Linked DNA regions of Homo sapiens: regions 1 and 3 are each linked to region 2. A link is a contact called in ENCODE Hi-C or POLR2A ChIA-PET data. All regions are on one chromosome and are shown on one strand. The core of a region is the stretch at or near the end of the contact, and the rest is flanking DNA. Distances in the headings are between cores, read along the strand shown.

The links. A loop is a pair of places that touch in the nucleus more often than their neighbours do. ChIA-PET counts read pairs that join two places held with the same protein, here RNA polymerase II (POLR2A). Pooled maps may share reads with other maps.
Region 1: a pooled map shows a loop between it and region 2 (4-fold over the local background). The contact joins two enhancer-like sites. A Hi-C loop is called at or near these places in 1 of 37 single-sample maps with no recorded cell type and 7 of 50 pooled maps. POLR2A ChIA-PET finds 5 or more read pairs at or near these places in 2 of 52 experiments (activated CD4-positive, alpha-beta memory T cell and activated T-cell).
Region 3: a map with no recorded cell type shows a loop between it and region 2 (11-fold over the local background). The contact joins two enhancer-like sites. A Hi-C loop is called at or near these places in 2 of 168 maps with a recorded cell type or tissue (astrocyte of the cerebellum and natural killer cell), 26 of 37 single-sample maps with no recorded cell type and 9 of 50 pooled maps. POLR2A ChIA-PET finds 5 or more read pairs at or near these places in 13 of 52 experiments (A549, BJ, GM12878 and 10 more).

What each region holds. Positions count from the first base shown.
Region 1 is chr20:49,539,889-49,543,952 of GRCh38, forward strand. The region is part of intron 4 of PTGIS (prostaglandin I2 synthase); the gene reads right to left. Among named protein-coding and RNA genes, the nearest start is that of PTGIS, 26 kb to the right of the region's middle. RefSeq lists an enhancer at 1,913-1,962 and a silencer at 2,418-2,694. Within about 2 kb of position 2,028, at least 3 of the 41 ENCODE cell types and tissues checked have a DNase peak (open chromatin) inside an H3K27ac peak, as active enhancers do.
Region 2 is chr20:49,667,394-49,671,658 of GRCh38, forward strand. All of the region lies in intron 1 of B4GALT5 (beta-1,4-galactosyltransferase 5), which reads right to left. Among named protein-coding and RNA genes, the nearest start is that of B4GALT5, 44 kb to the right of the region's middle. Within about 2 kb of position 1,343, at least 10 of the 41 ENCODE cell types and tissues checked have a DNase peak (open chromatin) inside an H3K27ac peak, as active enhancers do; they include GM12878, where a contact is called at or near this core.
Region 3 is chr20:49,784,303-49,788,678 of GRCh38, forward strand. No RefSeq gene overlaps it. Among named protein-coding and RNA genes, the nearest start is that of SLC9A8, 26 kb to the right of the region's middle. RefSeq lists an enhancer at 1,381-1,620. Within about 2 kb of position 1,494, at least 6 of the 41 ENCODE cell types and tissues checked have a DNase peak (open chromatin) inside an H3K27ac peak, as active enhancers do; they include GM12878, where a contact is called at or near this core.

The DNA of each region.
Region 1 (4,064 bases), core at 778-3,277, 130 kb before region 2:
CTGTCCTCAAGGAGCTGACCTCTCAGCACAGGGAGACAGACAACAGACGAGAGGATGAGTAAAATGAATAATGCGCCAGCTGGTGCCCCGCGGCACTGTCAGACACAAAGCTGGGTAGCAGGATGGGAGGGCGGGGGCTGTGGTGTCAGGTGCCAGGTGAGGGAGGGGCTGGTGTCAAGCTGACAGCTGAAGGCTGAGAAGGAGTCAGCCATGGGCAGAGCAGAGGGAGGGGTAGGAAGCAGAGCAAGCACCAGGTGTGATGTCCTGGGGCAGGAGGGAGCCCGGTGCTGGGGAGCAGCAAGGAGGCTGATGAGGCTGCAGCAGAGAGCTCGAGGGGACGGTGCTGAGATGGGGGCACAGAGAAGGGGAGGAGATGCCTGCTCCCAGGGAGGGATTCAGGGAAGACTTCCTAGAGAAGGGAGGGTCTGAGCTGAGATCTGCAGGATGATCGGGGGAAGCAGAAGAGGAACGTGTTCAGGCAACAGGCACAGCCTGTGCAAAGGCCCAGAGCTGAGAGTGCAACCGTGCCTGGTGGGAGAGGTGCCAGCTGTGGCTGGTGCAGGCACTGGAGCCGGGGTGTGAGGCAGAGGATGGGAGGGCCTGGGCTGTCAGGGCTGGCCACGCAAGGCAGGCATTTGCAGCAGTGAGAAGGTTGTGCTTGATCTGAGGGGCTCTGGGAGGCCCGAGAAGGAGGTCAGGGCCTGGTCAAGTGTGAAAAAGGGTAAGACATGGGAGCTAGCATGAGCTCTCATGTGCTCTCACTGAGGCACACTTACGCACACGCACACGCACACACACAGGACCACGCTCAGAGGACGCGCCTTCACCTCCAGCCCCCTTTAAATGCCCCAGGAGTCCAGCCCCAGCCCAGCGGGCTGACCTCAGTCCTGGGAGGGAAACTGCAGGCTTTCATTTTGTCATCTCTGCCTCAGCAGAGAGTCACAACAAAGAGACGCAACCAAAGCCCCGGGGCCTCACCCTCTCACCCTCCCCTTGAGCTCCTGGATCCCTGTGCAGACAAAGACCAGAGACCAGGATCTCTCAGGAGAGGGGTTTTCCCAGATGAAGAGAGAATGGAAGCAGGAATGAGGGTAGGTGGGGGCCGAGAGAGGCCTGCGTGGTCCCTGCTCTGTCCCTCACCTGCACAGTGGTGGCAGAAGTTGTAAAGGTGCAGCCCACACACTGGATTCAGTCCACAAATGTGTTTTATCAAGGGAGTTCCTAAAAACAAACTAAAGCTTCCTTCAAACATTTGGGGAAACTCACACAAAATCCGGATTTCCTGCTCATCTCATCTTGAAAAAGGAATCTGGCTGACCTGCGGTCCCACCTGGAAACCTAGCAGGAGCAGAGTTGCAGCCGCCCCTTTTAGACAGACACGTGCTTGCCAGGCCACTGCGGTACTCCCAAGGCCCTGTGGTCTCGGTGACACTGCAGTTGACACTGGTCATCATTTATCATCACACTTGCACTGTTGTTTTTTGCTAACTCAGAGAACCATTTCCCGGTACATATATTTCTACCAAAACAGGCAATGAAAAATAAACCAAAAAAGTAAACCGGCCGGGAGAGGTGGCTCACGCCTGTAATCCTAGCACTTTGGGATGCCGAGGTGGTTATATCACCTGAGGTCAGGAGTTCGAGACCAGCTTGGCCAACATGGTGAAACCCCCTCTCTACTAAAAATACAAAAATTAGCTGGGCATGGTGGCGGCACCTGTAGTCCCAGCTACTCAGGAGGCTGAGGCGAGAGAATCGCTTGAATCTGGGAGGCGGAGGTTGCAGCGAGCAGAGATCGCGCCATTATTGCACTCCAGCCTGGGCGAAAGAGCGAAACTTTGTCTTTAAAATAAAATAAAATAAAATGAAGGAAAAGAAAACAAAAAGAAAAAGTAAACCCAGAGGACCACAAGGTTTTGCTCTGTGGAAGCGAAGCCGGCAGCTCCATATCAAAAGAGCACGGCTGAAGACAGGATAATCCCATATGTAAATACACACACGACCCACAGGCGGCGCTAGAGCCACAAAGAAAAATAAAGCTGAACCAAGCTGGGTCACAGGAGGGAGCCATCACGAAAATGGGACTCAAGAAAGACCTCTCTGAGCAGGTGGCGCTCGCGATAAGGCTTAAACGAAGTGGGGTGGGAGCCACGCAGACCTGTGGGGAACAGCATTCCCAGGCAAGGGAACAGAAATAGCAAAGGCCACAAAGAGAGAGCGTGCCTGACCTGCTCAAGGGGCAGCAGAGAGGTAGGTGGGAGGAGGGGAGGCCAGGGCTACAAGGTGAGGACAGAGGAGAACTTTGGGTGTGACTCAGTGAGGCCAGGGCCAACACAGGCCAGGCTGGTGGGTGTAAGAGGTGGCACCTCACAGTTCGGGCTGCCTGAACCGGCACCCCTTTCACCTCTGTGTCCCTCCCATCCAACTGGCCCATTCTCTTTGTATTTCAGGGGCTGCTGATTGATGGCAGTGGAAAGGCCTACAGCTGCCAAGCCAGGGGGCAGGAGCTCCAGCCCAGGCCTCAGGCCCTGAAGACACAGTTACCGGGTTACAGGTATGGATTTACGTCTGATTCCCCCTGAGCTGATTCCCCTGTGCCTGCCGCTGTACCATGGAGCCTAGCCAGACCCAGCTGCCCCTGAGCCTGCCTCTCCCCAGCCTATCTCTCTCTGACTTCTTTGTCTGCACAGGGACCCAGGAGCCAGGAGACCTGGGAGGATCACTACTGTGAACTTGCTGGGTGGTTTCAGCTGGCCCTCTCTGGACCTCAGTCCCCATCATACAATGCAGGGTGGACCAGACCAGCATCACCCACACCAATTACAGCCCTTGACACTGTTTGCACCACCCCAGGGCAAAACAAAAAGAATGGGGACTGTTCGTGTGCTGAGAGCTGTGGCTGAGAGTGCAGACTCTGGGACCAGCCCTGTCCTGACCCCAACACAGGCCTCTGGGCAAATGACTCAGGCTCTCCAGGTCTCAGTTTTCTCATCTGTCAAATGGAATATGTAAAGTCCTAGCCTCCTAGAGCGATTGTGAGCATTAAAAGAGCTGAGACACGCCGAGTCTACACATATGCACACACATATCATAAATATACCCACATGCCCATATGTGTCAACGAATGACTGCCCTTTATCCTAGAACTATGTTGCTCTAATTTCTTGGAGGGGTTGAAATGTCCTTTTTTAAATTAAATTTAAATTAAATTAAATTCTGGTTGGTTAAGGGCATCACTAAAATCAGGGAGCTGTCCTTAACACCACTCTATCCCTCTCACTCACGCCCACGCTCCCCCATCCCCACCGCTGCCCCAGTCAAATCTTCCGGCAGAGCCAGTGAACTCTATCTCCAAAAGCTACCCAAATTCTCACCACCTCCCTGGGCCACCACCATTCTCTCACCTTGGTGACACCTGGCAGCCTCCTGCTAGGTCCTCCTGCCTCCCTCTCCACCCCTCCTTACCCCTACAGTCCATCCTCCATCCAGCAGCCAGAGGGGGCTTTCAAACTAAGTTAGATCATGTCCTGCCCCTGTGCAAACCCCTGATGTCACCCGATCTTACTCAGCATAATTTCCAAAGCCTTCCCTGACCTCCCGACTGCCTGAGGCCTGCTTCTGCCCACTTCTCTGACCTCCTGTCCACCTTCCCTCCTTGGCTCTTTATGCTGTAGCCACACTGGCCGTCTCTCTGAGCTTCCTCCCACCTCTGGGCCTTTGCACCTGCTGTTTCCCCTGCCTAGAGTGTTGGCGTGGTGGGCACTTTGCAGTTAGGTCTTGGCTCAGAAGCCAGACCCCCAGAGCATGACCCTGCCTCGTCAGTCGGCCTAAGAAAGCCCCCCAGATGCTGTCACCCCACCCGTGGATCTCTGTCATCGTGTTTATCACTCTCTGACATAACTCAATTCGGCCTCCCCCACTGGAGTGTCAGCTGTGTGAATTTGGGGACTTCATCTGTCCTGTTCCCTGCTGTATCCCCAGAGCCTGGATTAGTGCCCGGCACTGCTGAAGGAAGGAACGTTCGGTTGTGCAGTTTTTAACATACATTTACAAGACCAGATAAA
Region 2 (4,265 bases), core at 93-2,592:
GGTGCCTGCCACCTCGCCCGGCTAATTTTTTTTGTATTTTTAGTAGAGACGGGGTTTCACTGTGTCAGCCAGGATGGTCTCGATCTCCTGACCTTGTGATCCACCCGCCTTGGCCTCCCAAAGTGCTGGGATTACAGGTGTGAGCCACCGCGCCCGGCCTGTTGTTGTTTTTGACAGGATCTTGCTCTGTCACTCAGGCTGGAGTGCAGTGGCACGATCATGGCTCACTGCAGTCTTAACCTCCCTGGCTCAAGCAGTCCTCACACTTTGGCCTCCCAAAGTGCTGGGATTATAGGTGTGAGCCACCCCGCATGGCCAATATTACCTGGATCTTTACTGTCAACATGTCATATATTTCAGGCTTCCAATATTCCACTTCAGGAGTGGGTGCCAATACTCACGCTATAATGCATCCCCCAAATTTTATAAGTTTGAAGCTCTAATGTGAATCATGAATTTTTCCATTTTAAATCTGCTTAAAATGCTGGATACTCATACTATGCATTACATACATTAACATACATTTAAGAGAGAAAATACAGCTTTTTTAAGATACAAGGAATTTTTGGCAGCAAAATTTACACCCATTGTCTTATCTATTTAAATATTTTGGAGCAACCGTGTGACAATTTTCATACAAAAAGTGTTTAAAGAGAACTGGGAGGAGGGGGGACACATACACACATTAACAAAGTAAATAATACAAAAAAATATTTTGGGGGAAAAATTGATTTGAGGAAACTTTTGCTTTCCTAATCCTTCTCATTTGAGGCAGAAAAATCACAAAGTCATTCGTAGGTTTCATTTTTCACCCTAATTACTATTCCTAGCTATTAAAAAAATCCAAGTGGTAAAAATTAACAGCTATGAAGTACCCTATAAACATTTCCACTGACCTATTAGTCTACCATCTGTTAAATTATTAAACTGTACATAAGATTAGACATGAAAATGCTGTCTAAACAGATACTAGATGGCTGGGTAGCCTATGGTAAGTACTTTACTGATCTAAGCTTCAGCTTTGCTTCCCCCAAAATTCTTAATAGCATGACCAGTTATCAACCCTCAGAAGTACCAATATCCACATGCACAGCCACATAACCTCAGTATAAGCTTGGGTGGGAGAAAACTGTAAATTACCTTGCTGGTTCCATTGAAACTGAACACGTACACTTATCAAAACAACCCTGCGGAGAATGGGTGGGGGTGGGGGGGGCGTCAGGGTATGACGGATGTTGCTGATGGGAATGTGCTAGAGGCACAAGACCAGCACTGCCACACTCCTCTGTGGAACTGAAACCAGAACAAAGGCTCTGCTCCCCTCACCTCCGCACCCCCTCGTCCTAATCTCTGTCCGTCACCGCCCCCACTCCACCGACCAATCCCTGTCCCTGAATTGCCTTGTGGTTCCAGCCTCCCACCCCCACTGACACCTCCTCTGTATGAACGTGCTTTTGTGACACCCGCTCATACTAAGCTTTTTTTTTAGACAGTGTCTCGTCCTGTCACCCAGGCTGGATTGCAGTGGCACAAACACAGCTCACTGCAACCTCAACTTCCTTGGCTCAAGCAATCCTCCTGCCTCAGCCTCCTGTGTAGCTGGGACCACAGGCGTACACCACCACATCTGGTGAATTTTTTTATTTTTGTAGAGGTAGAATCTCACTTTGTTGCCCAGGCTGGTCTCAAACTCCTGGGCTCAAGCAATCCTCCTGCCTCAGCCTCCCAAACTGCTGGGATTACATGTGAGAGCCATCATGCCCAGCCAATACTAAGCTTTAATGTCCCTTTCCTAGCTTTTCCTGGTATCATCCCACCCCCAAGATTAGAACTGCCTACACCTATCTTTGGGCTCTTTCTCAACTGATACACCAACTTCTATCCATGACCTCTACAAATTTGAGCATGTCTCTCTCTTCCAATAGACTGTAAGCTCCTTAAGAGTACAGACAGTCTTATTCTTTTCTTCATCAACTTCTGATAAATAGTAGGCATTTAGCTATTTATTAAAGAATTACATAGGCTGGGCGTGGTTGCTCACACCTGTAATCCCAGCACTTTGGGAGGCTGAGGCAGGTGGATCACCTGAGGTCAGGAGTTCGCAACCAACCTGACCAACATGGAGAAACACCGTCTCTACTAAAAATACAAAATCAGCCGAGCATGGTGGTGCATGCCTGTAATCCCAGTTACTCGGGAGGCTGAGAAAGGAGAATCACTTGAACCTGGGAGGCGGATGTTGCAGTGAGCTAAGATCGCGCCATTGCACTCCAGCCTGGGCAACAAGAGCGAAACTCCACCTCAAAAAAAAAAAAAAAAAGAATTATAGCTTGGCACACAGATGCTGTGATAGCCGGAGGAGTTGCCTTGCTTTTTTAAGGTAGAAGTATACTGGTTTTTCTGCAACCACAAAAAAAAAGGCTATAAGCCAGAAAAGGTCATAGTGAAACTGATACTTCACCAACTGTGCTGGTGTTCGTGCAGACTGGTATAAACCCTTTGGGAAAACTATTTGCAAATTCAACAATAGCCATAAAAATGCTCATACCTTCTGAGCTAGCAAAGTATCCTAAATATGAGGCTATTCTATGCACAAAGTTTTTACTTACATTATTTCTAAAAGCAAAATCTTGGGAAACAACTCAAAATCAACAACCAGCAGCTCTCAGTGCTGCTCTGCCTGTGGAGTAGCCAGTTTCTTTTCTTCTCTAATAAACTTGCTTTCACTTACTAAAACAACAGCACATAAACTGTGACACAAAACTTGACGGAATCTTACACATCTTTAAAAGTGAAAACTATGCAACCTTATCACCATACACCTTATGTATAATATTTAGCATAGACTATCACATTTTTAACAACATGAAAAAAGTTCTGCTATATCTTGACAACTATTGCTAAGGAATAAGAACATGTATCAGGCTAAAACAGACTTGAGGCAAATTTACCAACCTGCTTTGCTGTTAGGGAGTAACAGTGATGTGAGATGACCTTTTTTCCTTCTGTTTTACCAATGTTCTTTACAACAGTAATGATTTATTTTTTTGAGACAGGGTCTTACTATGTTGCCCAGGCTGGTCTCAAATTCCTGAGCTCAAGAGATCTTCATGCCTTAGCTCCCAAGCAGCTGGGACTACAGGCATGCATCATGGTGTCTGACTGAGTGAGGGTTTAAAAGAATGCAATTCTATAGCAAAAAGTTGAATTTCTTCAACACTGAACTGCTATCTGCCTACAACTAAGTTTCTTCTAACCCTTTGCAAACATGTAACGTAAAATTTTAAGTTGACACTACAAACTGCTTGTCTAAATGAGTCAAAAGACTGATACCTGTTCTACCAAAGCCTCACCAACATTCAGAGGCTTTGGTGGAACAGGTATCCCACACCTTGTTGATGGAAACAAATTGATATAACCTCTAGAGAGGTTGGCAATACAGATCAAAGTGAAATGTTCATACTCTAACCCAGTAGTTCCTACTTTCAGGTATTCATCCTAAAGAAATAATTGGATAAATAACAAATGTGTTCAATACTGTTTATCTCAGTGCTACTTATAAAAGCAAAACTCCAACCTATCTATGCACCAAAAGGGTCTGGAAAAAAAATTATGGCAAAATCAGACCATGACTAACTCAGCTATCACTGAAATAATGATTATTGTTTTAGAAGTACTCACTATTTAAAAATCATACCGTGCAGGCCAGGCACGGTGGCTCATGCCTATAATCCCAGCACTTTGGGAGGCCAAGGTGGGCGGATCACCTGAGGTCAGGAGTTCAAGATCAGCCTGGTCAACATGGCGAAACCCCATCTCTACAAAAAATACAAAAATTAACCGGGTGTGGTGGTGCATGCCTGTAACCCCAGCTACTCAGGAGGCTGAGGTGGATCACTTGAACTTGGGAAGCAGAGGTTGTGGTGAGTTGAAATCATGCCACTACACTCCAGCCTGAGTGACAGAGTGAGACTCTGTCTCAAAAAATAATAATTTTCTGAGATTATGTCTGCATTTGTGCTAAATAATTTACGCTAGGAGCAGTAATAAAAGCAGAGATGAAGCTATTGATTCAAGACGGTATATACATTGTATATATACTACATACAGTATATCACATTTGTGTTAAAGACACAAAGGAAAATATAAGCCTAGAACAGTTTTAGAAATCACTTATCAAGATGTTCAGTGTTTTTTATCTCTGTGTGGCAGAATTACAGGTCATCTGGGTTGTCTTTTCTTTGTTACAATGCAACATTTCCATG
Region 3 (4,376 bases), core at 244-2,743, 120 kb after region 2:
TCAGGCTTTCCTCACATACTGTTTTTTTTTTTTTTAGACAGGTTCTGGTTCTGTCACCTAAGCCTCCTGAGTAGCTGACATTACAGGTGTGTGCCACGAGCTTGGCTAATTTATTTATTTATTATATTAAATATATATATATTTATATATAATATTAAATAATATATGTATATATATTTATATATAATATATATATTAAATAATGAAATATATTAAATAATAAATAAATAAATAATTTATTTATTGTTTTGTAGAGATGGGAGTCTCACTATATTGCCCAGGCTCATCTCAAACTCCTGGCCTCAAGCATTCCTTCCACCTCAGCCTCCCAAACGGCTAGGATTACAGGTGTGAGCCACCACACCCAGCCCTCCCTCATACATTCAAATGGCCAACTCCCTTGGCTTCCTCAAGTCTTTGCTTAAATGCCATCTTCTCAGGAAGTCATTTTCTGAACACTCTATTAAAAATTGCAACCTGCCCCCAAACACGTCTTGCACTCACTGTCCGTGTCTCTGCTTAAATTTTCTCCGTAGCACTCATACCATCTAACATACTGTGCATTTACTTGTTTATTTTTATTTTTTTGAGACAGGGTCTCACTCTGTTGCCCAGGCTGGAGTGCAGTAGTGTGATCATGGTTCATTGTAACCTCTGTCTCCTGGACTCAAGCAATCCTCTCACCTTAGCCTCCCAAGTAGCTGGTACCACAAGTGCACATCATCACACCTGGCTAATTTTTGTATTTTTTGTACAGAAGGGGTTTCGCCATGCTGACCAGGCTCATCTCAAACTCCTGGGTTCCAGCGATCCACCCGCCTCAGCCTCCCAAAGTGCTGGGATTATAAGTGAACCATCATGCTGGGCAATTTATTTATTTATTTTCCGTTTCCCTCTACTAATGAATCAGCTCCAGGAGTGCAGGGACCTTGTCTGTTTTCTACACAGATGCGTTCCCAGCACCTAGCACAGTGCCTAGCAGGTATGTGAATGAATGAATGAATGAATCCATGCATGCATGAATGAAGTATCCTTGTACAAACCATGAACCATGTACATGTTAGGTGTCTACAACTTGTCGTTTGAATTAATGAATAAAAGAACAGGCAAGGCGCGGTGGCTCACACCTGCAATCCCAGCACTTTGGGAGGCCGAGGTGGGCGGATCATCTGAGGTTGGGAGTTCAAGACCAGCCTGACTAACATGGAGGAACCCTGTCTCTACTGAAAATAGAAAATTATCCAGGCGTGGTGGCGCATGCCTGTAATCCCAGCTTGGGAAGCTGAGACAGGAGAATCGCTTGAACTCGGGAGGCAGATGTTGCGGTGAGCCAAGATCGTGCCATTGCGCTCCAGCCTGGGCAACAAGAGTGAAACTCTGTCTCAAAAAAAAAAAAAAGAAAGAACAGACAGCACCAACCCTCCTTGTAAGTTCAATATGAGGTTGATCTGAAGCTGCCACCCAAGGCTACTGATCAAAATATCCTTCTAAACAAGTCTGTCCCACAGTCCTGGCGTCTGATAATATGGACAGTCAGGCTGGCTGGCACCAGACTGGACCCAGATGAAGGAATGGAATCAGGCCACATTACAGGGGCAAGAGGAGCCTTGTGGCCAGAGGTTCTAGAGGTCAGCAGCAAGTCATGCATCTGAAGAGGAAGTTGATTGCTGTACCTCAAGCTGAAACAGAAACTGCGGTGGCTAGCAAGGAAGGGTCCCCACCTGTGCGCCTCAGCCCCTTGGCCATTGCCAGCTTCCAACAGACCACAGAGACTTTTGGGGGAAAACTTTTTTATTGAAGTGTAACAGACATACAGAAAAGTGCACAAATAAGGAAAGTGCACAGGGGAGCGATGGCTCGATACATTTTCACAAAGGCAGACAGCGGGGTAACCAGCCCCCAGCTCAAGGAACAGAACATTCCCCGCCCCGGAGAAGCTCCCTTCAAGTCTTTCCCATCCTAAGCGATAACCGTTATCCTGATTCCAACAGCAGTGATGATTTTTGCCGTTTTTTGAACTTGATGAAATGGCAGCACATAACACGTATTCTTTTGTGTAAGACTTACTTACTACAAACTTTGTATGTTTGTAGCAACAGCCTTTTGACCCTGTCTCTTCCTCCATGCCCTCAAAGAGAAAAAGGAACCTAATAATAACACAAAATAAAGCGAAAGCATACTTGCTTGACTGGTTTAAATGTGCCATCTGGCCGGGCATTTTGGAGGCCGAGGCGGGTGGATCACTTGAAGTCAGGATTTCGAGACTAGCCTGGCCAACATGGTGAAACCCCATCTCTACTAAAAGTACAAAAATTAGCTGGGCATGGTGGTGGGCACTTGTAATCCCAGCTACTTGGGAGGCTGAGGAAGGAGAATCGCTTGAACCTGGGAGGCAGGGGTTGCAGTGAGCAGAGATCGTGCCACTGCACTCCAGCCTGGATGACAGAGGGTGACTCCATCTCTCAAAAAATAAAATAAAATAAAATAAAATAAAATAAAATATAAAATAAAATGTGCCATCCATTCTTTCATGCTTCAGCCACCCAGTGGGCTGGAACTGTTACTGCTTCCATTTCAAATATTGGGAGGCTGAGGCACAGAGAGGTTAAATAATTTGCTCAGCCAGGAAGTGAAGGTCTGTATTTAAAGCCAGGTCTCTCTGATCTCCAAGCTCATGTTCTAACCCAGCATACACTCCTTATCAATAAAATGACCATGTATTGAACACCCTCTTTGGACTGAATACTATACTTCAACTTTATGTCCATTGTCTTATTTGATTTTCCCAGCCGTTGATGAGTAATATACCATTATCCTTGCTTAGCAAATGATGAAAGCAGGGTTCAGAGAGGTTAAGGAACTTTCCTAACGTCATACAGCCCAGGAAGGCATGAAATAAAAATTTAAACTCTATTTTGTTGATTCCAAAGTCCAGTGCAGAACGATATCAGTACCCAGCATTTATGCGCATCTTTCAAATATACCTTCTGAGGCCCTGCAGGGTGGCTCATGACTGTAATCCCAGCACTGTGGGAGGCCGAGGTGGGTGGATCAGTTGAGGTCAGGAGTTCAAGACTAGCCTGGCCAATATGGTGAAACCCCGTTTCTATTAAAACTACAAAAATTAGCCGGGTGTGGTGGCACACGCCTGTAATCCCAGTTACTTGGGAGGCTGAAACAGGAGAATTGCTTAAACCCCGGAGGCAGAGGTTGCAGTGAGCCGAGATTGCACCACTGTACTCCAGCCTGGGTGACAGAGCAAGATTCTGTCTCAACAGAAACAAACAAACAAAAACAAATATACCTTCTGAGTTTTTCAAAAAAGAGACAACAATAGCAGTTACCTTTTATGGATCATCTCAGAGTCAGTTGTTTTGGTCAAAGATTGCAAATGATCCCTTAATTTGTGTTCTTGTCTTCTCTCTCCTAGTAAGAGTATACCTGATTTTTAGCTTGGCACATGGCTTCCCATGGCTTTACTACCTATCTCAGCCTTCCTTGCAGCTAGGGGTAGCCACATGACTAACTTATAGCCAGTGAAGAACTGTTCCCCGACATGCCCACATGGCTCATGTCAACCCCAGCATTACATCATTTGTTTAAACTCTCAGTTTCTCTGTCTTGAAAATAGGGATTTAAATATTTATTTAAGCCAGGTGTGGCTGAGGTGAGAGGATCACTTGAGGCCAGGAGTTCGAGACCAGCCTGGGCCACACAATGAGACCCCTGCCTTTACAAAACAATTTTTTAAAAAAATTAGCTGGGCATGGTGGCGTGTGCCTGTAGCCCCAGCTACTCAGGAGGCTGAGGTGGGAGGATTACTTAAGCCTGAGAGGTTGAGGCTGCAGTGAGCCTTGATTGCGCCATTGTGCTGCAGCCTGGATGACAGAGCAAGACCCCATCTCAACATATGTGTATACATCTATCTATCTATCTATCTATCTATCTATCTATCTATCTATAGCTATATCTGTCTCATCTCTCTCTCTCTCTGTCTATATATATATATATATATATATATATAAATAAATATGTTCTTTTTTTTTTAATTTAACAAAAGCAGGAAGTAGACAGACACAGTGGGTGGTTCATGCCAGTAATCCCAGCACTTTGGGAGGCCAAGGCGGGAGGATTGATTGAAGCCAGGAGTTTGAGACCAGCCTGGGCAATATAGTGAGACCCCTAACTCTACAGAAAGTTTAAAAAAAAAAATCAGCTGGGTGTGGTGGTATATGCCTGTAGTCCCAGCTTCTTCACATCACTGCACTCCAGCCTGGGCAATAGAGCATAACCCTGTCTCTTAAAAACAAAAAACAGGAATATATGTAGTAGAGTCACCTTGAGTGTGGATTGGGAGAAGAAGCTAGGACAGGAAG